Linked DNA regions of Mus musculus: region 2 is linked to region 1. A link is a loop called in an ENCODE intact Hi-C map of the cell type or tissue named here. Cell type or tissue: left cerebral cortex. All regions are shown on one strand.

Evidence for each region. A loop is a pair of places that touch in the nucleus more often than their neighbours do. Peaks named below come from ENCODE experiments on the same cell type or tissue, not always from the same donor. Only the 100,000 strongest peaks of a DNase experiment are listed, where the experiment ranks them.
Region 2: a loop joins it to region 1, with 13 times the contacts of the local background. A loop is called at or near these places in 17 of 42 quality-filtered maps.

What each region holds. Positions count from the first base shown.
Region 1 is chr13:110,365,752-110,373,751 of GRCm38, forward strand. All of the region lies in intron 1 of Gm41058 (a long non-coding RNA gene), which reads left to right. Among named protein-coding and RNA genes, the nearest start is that of Gm41058, 11 kb to the left of the region's middle. In left cerebral cortex, a CTCF peak has its summit at 3,134 (motif pointing left); a DNase peak (open chromatin) is centred at 3,050.
Region 2 is chr13:109,923,343-109,931,342 of GRCm38, forward strand. The region is part of intron 8 of Pde4d (phosphodiesterase 4D, cAMP specific); the gene reads left to right. Among named protein-coding and RNA genes, the nearest start is that of Mir1904, 24 kb to the left of the region's middle. In left cerebral cortex, no CTCF peak of the experiment used is centred here; DNase peaks (open chromatin) are centred at 3,454 and 4,645; H3K4me3 peaks cover 4,268 bases; H3K27ac peaks cover 2,958 bases.

The DNA.
Region 1 (8,000 bases):
TCTCGTTACTTTATATGGAAGAGGTTCAATAAAGGACAGTTTAAAGCAATGAAAAATATAAAGACTATTTTAGGAGAGTAAACCTTGAGTTAAAATTATTTATTTTGGGGTGGGGTATTAAAGATGTGTATAAATTGATATATGACATATTTGCACAAATACAGATATTTATATACACATAGATAAAGAGAAAGTCTAGGTAACAATTTGTAAAAAAAAAAATAGATGTATCAACACCTCAGGTAAAGAAACTAATGATCATTTTAGTGGTTTGAATGAAAATGCCCCCCCCACAGACTCATAGGGATTGGCAGTATTGGAGTAGGTATGACCTTGTTGGATTAGGCCTGGCCTTGTTGAAGGAAGTGTGTCCCAGAGGGTGGGTGTTTGAGGTTTCCAAAGCTCAAGCCAGGCCCAGTGGCTCACTGTCTCTTCTTTCTGCCTATGGATGCAGATTTGGAACTCTCAGGTTCTTCTCCAACACCCTGTCTGCCTGCATTGAGCCATGCTTCCTCCATGATGATAATGGACCAAAACTCTGAACCTATAAGCTAGCCCCAATTAAATGTTTTCCTTTATAAGGGTTGTGTGGTCATGGTGTCTCTTCACAGCAATATAAAACCTAAGACAATTAGCATTGCACCAGAAACCCCAATTTTATCCTACCCCATGGTATTTACCATCCTTCTTTCTAGAATAGGCAGCATCTAGAGTCTTTAGCTATCATTTTGTGTTCTATGAAATACAGCTTTATAATTAAGCATGGCCTGTAAGTAAGCCTGGAGAAACTAGAGAGCAAGTGTAGGCTTTGTTAGTGTGGGCATGGCAAGAGCCTTACCCAAGATGCAGCTTTTAGCAAAACCAAACCAAAAACGAACAACCAAAGAAGCCGCAGATGGGGCGTGGCTGCAGGCTGGAGCAGCTGATAGAGAGCTTACACTTCTCTCCAGCAGGTGCCAGTGCTAGCAGGAACTTCTAGAAAGTTCCATAAGAAACACAAATCCTCAGGTAGTTGTCTGAGCACCCATGTGGTCTGTGTTTGCTTTGGATCTTCAGCTTCTATGAGTGGCTTTTAGAGAAGCCATGTTCAGAGTGGAGGGGCCTTCAGCTGACCCAGACAGCACAACACTAACACAAAACAATGTAAATAAATGTCTGTATCACACTCGCTGGGGCAAAATTAGCCCGAATGGAGTCTGTTGTTCTCAACTAAACTGTGGCTGACACTCCGTGCTTTTACTCATTGGTGTTTTAGGTTTTGTTGTTGGTGGTGTTGTTGTTATTGTTGTTGGTGTTGTTTTGTTTTACCCTGTGCCCATGAGCTGTCTTAGGATATACATAAACTCCATGTATGCTCTTATTTCAACAGAAAGAACCAACACTGAAAGTGGCTTCATCGGGAGGGATCTATGTGACTAAGGATAGCACAGATTTAATATCATTGGTAATCTTTTTATTTCTCATACTGCTTAGTGGGCACACAAGTGCTTTCTGTGACCGCCTTTGTGTATATCATTCTTTGGTCACAATACAATTGTGGTGTGGTTTGGAGCCAAAGGCAGAAAAAATGCCTCTGTACACAGTCTCTCCTCTTCCTGTCGCCCCTGCTCCACCTGGGAGGTGCCTGAAGCTGTACATTCAGATATTTACAGTTGGCAGAACAGCAGGAAGGCTGCCTCACTGCCCCACATCAGACCACTGGCCTGAGTAAAGCCAAGCCTTCAGCAAGCCTCTAGAGCTGCAGCTGCTGCTGCTATAGTGCTCTGGTGGGCAGGGCAAAGTTAGCTTAGCCACAGAGAGGCTGAGGAGCAAGAAGAGTGGCACCACACACACAGCACCACCAGTGTGCATGGGTTTCCAAGGGGCAGCATGGAGCTTTGACTGAAAGAAGAACAAGCGCAGGGTACGAGTACATGGTGGCTATTCGAAAAGTGCTGGGATGGAGAGGGAGAGGGAGGGAAGGAGGGAAGGAGGGAGGGAGACAGAGAGCAACAAGAAATGAGAAATTAGAGAGATATGAGAATTGAGAAGTGTGTGTGTGTGTGTGTGTGTGTGTGAGAGAGAGAGAGAGAGAGAGAGAGAGCAGAGAGAGACTAAAGAGAGAAACCAGAGCCAGAGAGAGAGGGAGAGAGAGAAGAGATCAGAGGGAGAGACCAGAGAGAGATACAAGAGACTAGAGAGAAAAACCAGAAGAGACAAGAAATGAGAGGGAGGGGGAGGGGGAGATGGAGAGGGAGGGGGAGGGAGAGAGAGTTATTGTTTTCTATTTGTCTCCCAATTATGTTGGGGTCATTAGGAACAACCAAAATAGAATTGCAGTCAATAAGTTGTTAAGAAACACCAACACTTTCCTACTGATAACACCCTCTTATCAACACCCTACCCCGTGATGAAATTCCCTCTTGGTGCAAACTCTAGCTTGGCCTCTCTTAGTCTTTCTCTGCAGATATCACTGTTGGCCTAGAAAGACTTAAGACACTAACACGTTCCTAACAAGTCATGACCACATCTGTAGCTTGAGCTAGCCTCTCCTAATGTGCCTTTCTGCTGAAACTCAAAGCTGCAAAAAGAAGTTCTACTGTCCCAGCCAACACCTAAGACAGGACTTAGCACAGGAGCCTAAGTTTCAATGGTCCCAGTAGCAAACCTGGGTGAGTCTCACGTAGACCAACATTCCTTGCTGCCTTTTGTAATGTTGTTATTTCCCTGACTGTATTAAAACTATGTTCACCTCTTCCTGGTTGCTTGTTCTCCATTTCAAAGGTCCAGGCAGCTCTGTGCAAATCATGTTTGAATTCACTTCACACTGGATTATACTCTTGATTGAAATAATTTCTTACTGATAGAACTGTTGTTATCATTTCCCAAGTCTCTGGCTTTGCTTATCTTTAACACCTATATTACATGTGGCAGAAAATCTATTCTAGAAAGTGCTTGTGTGCTTTGAAAAGGACCTAACGGCAGACAGAGAATGCTGCCCTCTGCTGGATGAAAAGGACCTAACGGCAGACAGTTAGAGAATGCTGCCCTCTGCTGGATGAAAAGGACCTAACGGCAGACAGTTAGAGAATGCTGCCCTCTGCTGGATGAAAAGGACCTAACGGCAGACAGTTAGAGAATGCTGCCCTCTGCTGGATGAAAACTATGGCTTGGCCTTAGGTGCTTTTGCGTGTGACCACTTGTCACACCACCTTTATAGTGACTATGACTTGTGTGCAATGGATCTTCACAAGCCATGGGACCCTGGATGGGCACCACTTGATCGATGTTGTGTAAATGACAATTTTAGCTGTTTTACTTGACGGTGGACAGACTGCCTCAAAATATTAGTACCCTAAGGACTTTTAGTAAGCCACCTTGGACTGGTAAAATGGCCCCACAGTTACCCCACTTAGATACAGAAAACACTGCATTTCTTATAGCATCAAGAGAGATTGACCATAGCATCCTTTATTCACACCATTTTTTGATCTCTTTACCTTTTGATTCATTACTTGGGGAGTGGGGAATGTTCTTTATTCCTTAATCACTAGGGGAAATTTTAAAAGTACGATGGCCTTTGCGGAGGGCATCATTTAGTGATAAAATTATACTTGAAACCTCATAAGCCAGGATTAAAGCACATGCTTTTCATCCCAGCACCAGAGAATGAGAAGCAGGAGAAGCTGTGAGCTCAAGGCCAGCCTGGACTGCATAGAGGTACCTTGTCTCAAAACAACAAAAGCAAAACAGCCATAACTCATAAGAATATTGGGACGGGCAAGCATTCTAAAGCAGTGGACTCTTCTGTTTGGAAGTCTTTTGGTGTATTCACCAAGCAGCCACTCCTAGCCTCTGCTCTCCACCAACCTCACTCCTGGCACTATGCAGTGTTCACAGATCCTCACCCACAGGGAGACTGCCTACCTACTCCTCTCCAATCTCCTTTGCATCAGAAATCCAGAGATCAGCAGAATTGCCTTCCTCATCCTGAAGGTGAATCCCTTCCCCTCTCTGTACTACATTTGTCTTCACAGGATTCCCAGTCTGACATCTGGAACTGATCTTTTCACAGTCAACAGCACCATAGGCTCTGTGACAGTCTCCATGGGCTCCATGACAGTGCTCCATGGGCTCCATGGACTCCATGACAATGCTCCATGGCTCCATGACAGTGTTCCATGGGCTCCCTGACAGTGCTCCATGGGTTCCCTGACAGTGCTCCATGGGCTCCCTGACAGTGCTCCATGGGCCCGACAGTGTTCCATGGGCTCCATGACAGTGCTCCATGGGCCCCAAACAGTGTTCCATGGACTCCATGACCATGCTCCATGGACTCCATGACAGTGGTCCATGGGCCCCATGACAGTGTTCCATGGGCTCCATGACAGTGCTCCATGGGCTCCATGACAGTGTTCCATGGGCTCCATGACAGTGCTCCATGGGCTCCCTGACAGTGCTCCATGGGCCCCAGACAGTGCTCCATGGGCTCCATGACAGTGCTCCATGGGCTCCAGACAATGCTCCATGCGCTCCATGACAGTGCTCCATGGATTCTGCTGGAGAGGATACTAGCTGGCATTCTATTTCTTCATCATCCTTGCATACTTTATTCAAGAATTTATACCACTAACTGACTCTGTGTGCATTACCATCACGTGTGGCAGATCTTGCTCTCTGTTGATATTATCATTTTGCCTCCTGGAGGATTTTCTAGCTACTCTTTTGCTTCTAGCTCTGCTCCACCACCACCCCAGCTTTTTCTCACCCTTCCTGACTTCAAACTCTCAGGATTTCACTTTTTAGATTTACAGTCTTCCTATTTAAATAATATTTAAAATTATGCACTACTTTCATGGTGCTCTGGATATTTGTCATAAGATTAAAGGAGTTTCCGAGATAATACAGGTAATTATAGCAGAAATCTACAAAATATTCTACCCAGACATCAAAGAATATACAATTCTACTAAAAAAAAAACACACTGGAGCTTCTGGAAAACAGATTACATACTGACACACAAAGCAGATCATAGCAAATTGATGTGTGCAGTATCTATCTTCAAAAGGAACATTCCCAAACTTCTCTGAAGCCAGTATTACTCTAATAGCCAAGCCAGGCGAACATACAACAACAAAAAAAGAACTTACCTTCTGACTTCCCTGGTGGATATAGATGCAAGATTCCTCATCAAAACACTTAAAAACTGAATATTGGAACATATGGGAAAACTGAATATTGGTCAACCACCATGGTCAAGTTGGCTTGATGCCAGACATTCAACATAAGTCAATACATGTAACAAATCATGCAAATCCCACTCATCTCAATAGGTGTAGAAAAGACTGCTGACAAAATCTCACACCCTTAATGATAAAAGTTCTAGGAAAAAAATAGGACTGGGGCAACACAGCTCAGAATAATAAAGGCTGCCTGACAAAATCATAACCAACATCATCTTAAATAAACAATTAGAAATTAAAATATAGACCCATTAAAATAAAGAACGAGACAGGGATCTTCACCATACCCAACCAATTTTAATAAAGTCCTTGAAGCAGCAATTCAAGCACCAAAAGCAGAGGATGGAGTTAGAACAAAAGGGAGACGAAGTCAAACCATTCTATCTGCAGATGATATTGTACATAAGAGATCCCAAAATTTCCTCCAAAAATCCTTCAGAAGAGATGGACTATTTCAGCAAAATGACAAGCTACAAAATTAACTTACAAAGACCTAGTGACCTTTCTGTATACCAACAAGCAACAGGCTGAGACAGACATTATGATAACTGTATTGGCTGGATTTGTGTGTCAATTTGACACAAGCTAGAGTCATCAGAGAAAAAGGAGCCTCAGTAGAGGAAAAAAAAATGCATTCATGAGATCCAGCAGTAAGGCATTTTCTCAGTTAGTGATTGTCTTACTTAGGGTTTTACTGCTGTGCACAGATACCATGACCAAGGCAACTCTTATAAGGACAACATTTAATTGGGTCTGGCTTACGGGTTCAGAGTTTCAGTTCATTATAGAATTGGGAACATGGTAGTGTCTAGGTGGGCATGATGCAAGCAGAGCCAAGAGTTCTACATCTTCATCTGAAGGCTGCTAGCAGAATGCTCACTTCCAGGCAGCTAGGACTAGGGTAGTAAAGCCCACACCCACATTGGCACACCTAACAAGGCCACACCTCCTAATGGTGCCACTCCCTGGACCAAGCATGTACACACCATCACATTCCACTCCCTGGTCCCCATAGACTTGTTCAAACATATGAGTCTATGGGAGCTATACCTAAACATAGCATAATGCCAAATACATTTAGTTCAACTTCCAAAGTTCTAGTCTATAGCAATCTCAACAATGTTAAAAGTCCAAAGTTCAAAGTCTCCTCTGAGAGCCATCTAATCTCTTAACTGTAATGCCCAAATCAAAATAGGAAACCAGCTGGACAAACTCCAAACTCTGCATCTCCATGTCTGATGTCAAAGTGATCTTCAGATTTCCATCTCCTTTTTCATCTTTGTTGACTGCAACAAACTTCTTTCTCCTGGACTGTTTCTACTTCCTGTTAGCAGCTTTCCTCAGCAGATGGCTCTGGTATCTAGAACATCATAGGGTCTCCAAGGCAATTTCAATGTTATAGCTTATTGTTTCAATGTCTGAGATCCACACAGGATCTTCTGGGCTCCTCCAAAGGGCTTTGCATCACTTCTCCAGTTCTGCCCTCTGTAGCACTCTAACCTCAGGTTGATCCACTTCTCTGCTGCTGTTCTTAGTGGTCATCCCATGGTACTGGTATCTCCAATATGCTGGGGTCTTCTGCTGCAACTAGGCTTCACCAAAAGCCTCTCATAGGCTCTCTTCATGGTACCAACCTCAAGTCCTCAAGTCCTGGGACATCAACTGCAACTGATGCTGCACTTTCACCAATGGCCTTTCATGGCCTCTCACAGTGCCAAGTCTCAGCAGCTCTTCTTGATCCCTTAATGCCCTTAAAGCCAATACCACCTGGGTGACTCTAATATGTTGCCAAGTCCAGCTGCAGCAAAAGGTACAACCTTGGCTATCTCTGGAATATAGTTTCTTTGTGTTCTCAGAAAACATTTCCCAGATGATTTCATCTCAGTGTTGCTGGTATCTTCTTAATCACCACTAATTTCTTAGCTCCAGCTAACTAGCATCAATTGTCCCAGTAGTCTCCTTCTCCTCTTGACTATAAAGCCAGAGGCACATGGCCAAAGCCGCTTCTGCTGCTTGCAGGAGCTGGAACATGGTCCCCCTTGTTCTATTACATCATCACTAGCTTCCTCTTTTCTAACTCCTTCACTGCCTAAGCTTGGTTGTCCTGGATCTTGCTCTGTAGACTGACCTTGAACTCAGAGATCTGCATGTCTGTCTGCTGGGATTAAAGGTGTATACCACAATGCCTGAATTTAAGCTTTTCTTCACCTAGAAATGGCTCCAGGCTGGCGTTGAACTCAGAGATCTTTGCCTCCTGGGATTAAAGGCGTGTACTACCATGCCTGGACCTAAATTTGGCTGGGTGGGATCTTGCCTCAAGGTCACTTCTTGGTGCCTCTTTAATGCTCAAACCATATATTTTATATTTTCCCTTTCTCAGCTTGCTATACTTGTTTAAAATGTTTTTCATGAGACTTAACCAGAGAACAAAGTCTATGATAGGTGCCAGTGCAATTCCTTTGCCAGTGCAATTATTCTGAGTCTCTTCACGTTAGCCTTAGGCAGACTTTTTAGACATGGGCAAAAAGTAGCCACATTCTTCACCAAAATAACACAAAAACAGTCTCTAGGCCACATTCTAAAATTCTCCACTAAAACCTCCTGGGCCAGCTCAGTTCGATTCAAATCACTCTCAGTTACAGTCTTCCACATTTCCACTAGGATAACCCATTAAACCCCATTTAAAGCATTCCATGGCTTTCCAAACCCAAAGTCCCCAAATCCACATTCTTCCAAACAAAAGCATGGTCAGGCCTATCACAGCAATACCCCAGACCC
Region 2 (8,000 bases), 440 kb before region 1:
CGGGCTGTGAGCCTCTGAAAACTCCCCTGGTTAGTAACTGAAATGTGTGCAGATTTTCCTGGGGCTGCTCTCTGTTCCCTCTGTCCCTCTCCTCTTCCACAAAGTCCACATGACTTCCTCAGACTCTCCTTCATATCGGCACTGTGGCACGTTCAAGCAGCAAGGTGAAATGTGTAAGGCCTCCCGTGATCTGGATGCCACAGTCAGAGAGTCATTTGATCACAAAGGCCAGCTCAGTGTCACTGTAGAATGTTACAGCTTGCTAGGGTATTTCTATGCAGATTAAATTGCTGCAGTGGGCACCCTAGAAGTTCGGACTGTATGCTAAAGTGAGGCTTCTTAAACTTAACCCACTTGTGACCTGTGACTGAGAAATCTTCACGTGACCCTAAACATATGGGTCTATAAAATAAATGTATTAACCTAAAATTTACTGATAATAATCACAAAGAGCTGCATTGTAAAATGATTTCTTGGTGTGCCTAACAGGTTTTCCCTAACTTATTAAAGAATAAAATAAATCTGCACGCTGGTGGATGGATCTGATTGTTTGATTTTTTATGCAGAGTCAAGTTGTGGCTGTTTGATACTGTAGGATGCACAGTCGCTTCAGTGTGATTTGGAGTTGATCAGCCGTTTAGTTTTGTAATCCTCAATACTAACAGCAACACCCCTTTGCATAATAAATACACAGAGTACAACGTGGCAGAAATGTGGTTAGGGGCAATTGAAAAAAGGAAATCGTGTTTTAATCTCAATCACACAAAATGTGTCGCAAGGCTTAAAAAGCAGGACCACTCAAGGCAGCAACTCAAATAGTAGTTTCTAAATCACTAGCAATACAACCCAAAGCTACTCAATTTGATAGTTAACTTGGCCAAGAATGGCAGAAAAATATAAAGTGTGTTTCGTGTAATTGGATTCACTGTGTGCAGAGTAAAAGCCTGGCAATTAATAACATATAACCTGATTTGAGCCAAATTTGTTCCAGCATTGCTCTGTGGTGTTACCTCACAGTGCAGAGCATGCATACCGTGCAGTCTTAGCCAGGGTCCTATGAAGTCACATTATATACAACCCAGGTGACACCAGACGCCTCAGATTCATCGTGCACTTGATTTTGATTTTCTATTGTTGTGTGTTCAGAAACGTTGTACTGTTGCAAAACTTTGTGACCTTGCATTCAGTCTCATGTGGGGTTCTGACGCACAGTTGCAGAAGCTGGGTACTAAAGGCGTTCAAGTTCAAGTTGAAATCCATATCCTGAGTATCAGCGTGCAGTGGGGAAAACCATTTTCCCACCCAGGTCTCACTGTGCGTGGAAGTGGGGGATAGGGGCGTTGACACCGAAGCTGCTCTCCGCCTCTGTGATGATTCGGATTAACGTGTTGAGAGTGGAGACAGGAAGGAACAGACCAGATTAAATGGTATCTTACAGAAGACAGGACTGGTCACAATGTTTCGAAGAAGAGGAGTAGGCTGGTGGAAGGGAACACCCTAGGGTTACTCAAGGATTCGCTTGGATGATTTATGTTAAACACCTGATAGCTTGTGACTCACACGAGATACCCACTGAATGGACAGAAAGAGTCACAGATTTCATCTGAGGCACTGGAAGAAACACGGGCCCAGTGACTGCAGTTGGAGTAGTTATACGGACTACTTTAAATAGAAAAACGGTTCACGGTTTTGAAGAAGTTCCAGGTGACGTTAGGGCAGGACATTTGAAATGGGAGAGTATGGTGAGTTTGGAAACGTGGTACCGAAGTTCAGGCGAGAAGTCGTCATGAAGAAGCGTAGGCCCGAAGCAGCAGCCCGTGGCCAGCCAGAGTGGAAGCCTTAACAGAAGGCAAAGAAAGGCATGGCCAGAGAAACCCGCAGAAACAGGCCTGGGGAGGGAGTGCAAAGTGTCTTCAAATAAGGCAGGATATGTCAAAGGTAAGAAAAATGGAGGACAGAGGAGAGGCGAGGGGTGTTCTGCTGGGTTATTCTGGTGGAGAAGTGGGGTTGGGGGTTAGAGGAATGTAGGAAATGAACCCAAAGGTGTGATGAGTGTCTGAGAACCCCAGCAGCAAAAGACCTGATAGTAATATCAGAGGCAGAGAAGGCCTTTCCCACCCTCACCCTTGGGATGTGTTTTACCACCCTCACCCTTGGGGTGTGTTTCAGGCTCTCCCTCTCTCCCGGGCCCCCTGCTGCCGAAGTGGATAGTACAGAACCCTATATAGGCTGTATGTTTTTTCTTAGTTATGTGAAACTGTAACTATTTTGTAAAAAAAAAAAAAAGATAAAAAATACACTAGAATATTAGCAACAGTCTGCTATCATCAGTGTTATTAAAACCTTGAGAATATTTCTGGGGTCTTCCATTTAGCATTTTCAGCACGGAGTTGGCTGAAAGTACCTGGAATTATGGAAAAGGACATTGCAGGACTGCTGTGCTAGACAGGTGTTAGGGTGAAAAATACTGAGGCAGGCCTGGGGCAGGGTGGGCGCCATAGAGTAACCAGGAGGCAGAGATGATGTAGGGTGCTGTAGAGTAACCACGGCAGGGAGTCCTAGAAGGACAGAGTGACAAGAATATAGACCTTATGCAGAACTTTGCAATAGACTAAGAGCAATGAATTTCTCTTGTTTCTCACCCACAAGATCTCTTAGGATAAAAGTTACACAGAATAATACCATGTCGAGCAGAATAGAAAAGGTTGGCTTTCCCACAAGAATGTCCAGTACATTTTAGCCCTCAGGATAACAAGGTAGGCTTGCTCTCAGTTTCAGCTCTGCATGCCTAAAAGCTATTCAGTTCTTTCTCGGCTTCATCTGGGATGATAAAAATGTTCTTCTGATCAGAATATAGAAACTGGAATCTGTATGCATAACTGCATTCTATATCCAGACAGAGCCATGAACTTTCAGATACTCCCGCCCTCCTTCAGTCAGATTTATATTTTAGACTTTGTTAAGTTTTAGAGTGTGACGGTATTAAAATAGAAACAAAGGATTTTGACCGCAGCCTTCCCCAAGGAGAAGGGATGCATTCTCGGTTGTGAAGTCTGGACCAGTGGCATTTCATTATGATTGTGCCTGTGTGTTGGGCAGGGGAGGGAGCAAAGCTGCCTTTATCACCAGGAAAGCCACGTGTTTGGGATTTGAGAGAGACTGTGCGCATTGAGATGGTATCAGAATCCACACAGACTGGCAATGCTTATTTAAGAAACGTCTACAGATCTTGATGGTTTTGTGGTCGTTATCCGTCCCTGTGAGGGGGAAGCCCCATTCATCTCACAGGCTGCAGGGAGACCTTTATTAAATGGCGTTCACCATGTGGGAAGGAAAGCCTCTTTTCCTTCAGAGGCTCACCTCGCCAACCAATCACGAAGCATACTGAGCCTCAACCGTACCCCCTGCCCTCCTAGAGCAGAGATGGAATGTGATTGGTGCATAGTTGGTTCTGTGGGCGGGGTTTCATGTCACTCTTCCCGGCTTCCCCCGCAGTTCCTTATTTGGTAGCCTTTGACAGAACTAGTCTTTCTCACAGCTAAGCATCTTGATATACATTATTCATTAAGCCCTGGAGCTCGGGAGAGAAAGATGCAGACCCTTAGCTCTTTAGCTGCTCCTCCATCACATGGATATTCCTTATGCAGAATAGCTGCTGAATTCCGTTCCATTTTGGAGTTTTACAAATGGCATGTGTTTAATGAGAAGACGACTGGATGGGATCATAATACGATGCTTTCTTATTTATACTTAATTACCAAAAATATTTAAATTCCCACACCCTGAATGGCTTTGTGGAAATTGGTAGAAGTCACGGTTTGAAGAGAAGCACATTTTAGAACTTGCTGGCACATACACATATAGACACATAATCTATCAAAAATGCCTGAAGCAAACTATTTATTGTCAGTGTCTTGGGGCTACATAAAGGTAAGATTTATTTTGCCGATAAAAACTGTCTACTTTCATTGAACAAGTGGTGGATTTTAACTAATTATAACGGTGTCTGAGCAATTTATTTCTTCTCTTAGATATGAACTGGGAAAGAAGTGTGTTTTGTTGCTGAAGATAAGATTGTATAACTGAGTGTCAGGTGTATTTTGTGTATTAAGAAAGGTTTTGCATGTGCATTGGTCCTTCTGTTTGTCCTCTATAAATTTAAGTTATGTTCTAAATAGCAAGGCAGTGAAATAACTTAATTGCAAATAAATTATTCTACCAAATTCCTTACTGTGACTGATGAATTCTGATTAGCATGCTGCATTTAAATATTATCAGATGATGTGTGGGTTCTAACTCTTTGAGGGCTAGTTTTGACTTCACGTGGAAAGTGGAAAATAATGTTTTGTTTTCCCACCTTCGTCTTTAAAGCTGTAGATGATGTATTTGTTTGAATGCTTTTCATTATAGTGTAAATTGATTAATCTGGAGATAACTGTAAGAAAGTTTCTTCACACCAGGGCTTGATTTTAATCTCAGGGAGTTGGTAAGGTGATGAGGATGATGATGATGCTGATGAGGTGATGAGGATGCTGAGCCTGCTTTTCACCTGCCCTGCTGTAAAGCTGTCATTGAGTTCTGCCTCCATGATTGAAGCAGGAAGGAGAAAACCCCTGGCTCACTCCCCAAGGAAGCATCATTTCAGCCTGGGATGTATGAGCCAATCACAGCTCATCTCTTCAAAGATATCTGTCTATTCCGCTGTGCTAAGTACTTTCAGAGTGAAGGCTCTGTCTGTTGGTTTTCCATTTCTTGGGGGAGCAAACTTTCATGATTGCTGTCGAGGTTGACTAGAATTCTAAGAAAGCTAGAGAGATCTTATCTCTGTCTTGCTTGCTAGGATTTCTTCTTTCTCTCTAAATCTCTAGGATAGTCCAGATTTTTTTTTAATGCATCTCATGTTTTTATTGCTAGCCATTTCTTGTTTTAAAATTGCAGTAAAAAGCAATACTAGAAATACTCATACTCTCCCCCAGACTCCCTCTCTTAGCCATTCCAGCCCCTTGAGGCATTTTAATGACTTTTGTTAGTATTATGACTATGAACAATGCCTATACACATCTAAATATAGACTTTTAAGGCTTACCTTGTAGGAAAATGCTTGCTGGGCTGCTTAGTGCCTGTGTTAACTAACACGCTGCCCCTAACCTTTTAAGGGAGTCAAATATTGATATTTGGTCTTATGTGTTCTGAAAGATTCATTTTTATAGAGCCAATGCAGTACTCATTTAAACAGGTCTTAATATTGATATCTCTCATACCTGCAAGGCATCATATCCAAATGATTGTTAGAATTTCATGCTGCAGACAGTAGCCAATGCAGTATGCATTTAAATAGGTCTCAATATTTCCCACACCGGCAGGGTACTATATCCAAATAATTGTTAGCAGAATTCCGGGATGGAAACTGTAGTCATTGTCTTACTGCTGGATGCATTGCATCTTTTCATGCACACAGGACATGTCATGTACCCATCAGGGTCAGTCGCATTACACAATTATAGAGGATTAAATTTGTAAAGGCTTCCTTTGTTTTATGACTTATTTTGCATCCTTGACCATCTTAAAAGTCCATAAAGAGAAGAATTGGAATTCTAAAACACAGAATACAACACTCAGACCTCTGCAATTAGACTTTGCTTTATGATTTAAATGCTGCACACACACACACACACACACACACACACACACACACTGGTGCATAATGAGAACAAAGATCTCAAACACATCCACGGAGCAATCTCTTCCTCTTTCTTCCCTCCTAGTTGTAACCACGATTCGCTGTAATGGTTTTAAACCATTTAGAGTAGAACAGAGCCAGTAAGAAATTCATCAACATAAAATACAGATAACTTTCAAACATCGCTACATACCCGATTCAATAGAATTTCACAGAGCTTTCATTAAGAGGCACTTTTGCATCACCCATCCTAAATCAACTGGGGGTGCAATGGTGTTGCAAGGGACATTCTGTTAGTTTCTTTTTTTTTTTTAAAGCCATCCTTCCTTACCCATGGAAATAGTCTATAAATAGCTTAATAAACACAGTTATTCAAAATGACAGAAATTAACCTTGTAATTAAAATGTTTGTTAAAAGCATTAATATATCATTCTTTAATCAGGCAACTCCAAGTTGAAAAAGCACTCCTGGCCACTTTTGTGGTTATTAATTTAGCACACGGGGATTGAAACTGTTATTAGCAGTAGCCAAAAGAAAAAAAAAGTAACAATTTTAACTCTTCAAAAATGTCTTTGTGCTGTAACTTAGTTGGCTCTTTGAACATGGCCTTTTGGAAATCCCCCCCACCCCCAGCCCCCACCCCCTACCTCCCTTTAGCTCTCCTGGGATGGATACTTTAGGGAGTTGCTTTAAATATTGTCTCATATATATATTTTAAAATGTAACGTTGCCTTCTTTGGAACACAGCAGGCCTTGGTAGGGAGGCAGGCGTGTGATGTAGGGCTTCTCCAACCCATGCTTCTATGTTGTAGACAAAGAGGAGAGAGGAGTGTGGGACTAGGCTATGATACAGCACGATTCAGGGGAGTCAGCACAGGAGAATCTCTTCAGTGGCCTTTTTAACCTTGGTTATTTTATTGCACTAACTGACGATTTTGATGAATTATATAAACAAATTCTCAGAATGATTGTACATCAGCTACCTCATTCTTGCAGCAAACCTAAATCATTTGCATGACAAGTCTGCAGATATCTGCAGGTAGCATGAACATGAGAATGTCGCAGCTGCCATGTCCAGCAACGTAGTCATCCTACCAGTCTACGTGTAAGGTAGACGATGGGTCTGTGGATTCCTGTCTCGTTTGCCCAGTGGTCTTCAGGAAATGAGCATCTTGGTGCTTCACTGTACTGAGAGATGTTCAGTGTGGCTGGCACGTCCTGTACTGTCTGCTGAGAGGCTCGCACTAGCCGAAAGCAGTGCCCACCCCTCCCCACTTTGACATGGTCAGGTAGTCCTTAATGGCAACTTCATCTTAAGAGCATGGGCTACTTGAAATCAAAGAGAAAATACATTGCTGGCTACATGTTTAAAATATTCAGACAACCTTCTTTTGAATATATTTTACCTAATGTGTACATTTTCCCAAGGGTAAATTATTTATAAAGCACTTTTTTACATGTGAGAGATTATACATAATATTGGCTTTGAGACAATGTTTAAAATGGTTTTGAGACAGATGTGATTTCCCATATGGGCCCTTACCTAAATTCCTTTATGTAGATGGATAAAACGGGGATTAGCTGTAGATGTATGTGTAATCAGATACATCTTTGTGTCCTTTATTGAGAGACATCAGTTTATCAGTATTAAAGGCTCAGAAATCAGGGTTGACCACCATAGAAGAGCTAACAAAAAGAACTCGAATAACTGAGTGTGTGTTCTGTGGTAGGCAAAATAGAAGACAGCTTCAATGGGTTAGCTCAATTAATTAACTGTAAACTGACAATTTCCTTAAGAAAACATAATTGGTAAATAACACAAAATTTTGAACACTAGTTAGTGTAAATGCCTTTTGAAATAATCTCAGGAAGTCTCGTCTTAGTTTCACAGGTAGTAATATATTCTGCTCTGAGTGCAAACAGGACCTGATGCCTTGTGGTGTGTGATGTGGTACACACACTTATATAAAGGCCTCGGAGCAAATACAACCGATTGCCTGTGGTAATTATTTCTGAGCAGTGGGGATTTAAAGGTTTTTCTAAATCTTCCCAAATGTCTAGGTTTCTAGATTATTTTTAACCATATATGTGTGTGCTGTGCTTAGCAAGAATGTGTACAAATACATAGGGCAAGAAGAGCACATTTTATGTTTCCACATTTGAGAATATACTCGCACCTGCAGCCGACACACAGACTTGTGCTCACCATGGCCTCCATGGCCAGTTCTTCCTACCTTTAGGAGAAACGGAGCGTGTATTCCTTGTGTCTCACTGTTGGCTGGCATTATCTGGATCGCACTCTGTCTGTGGTGAGGGTTG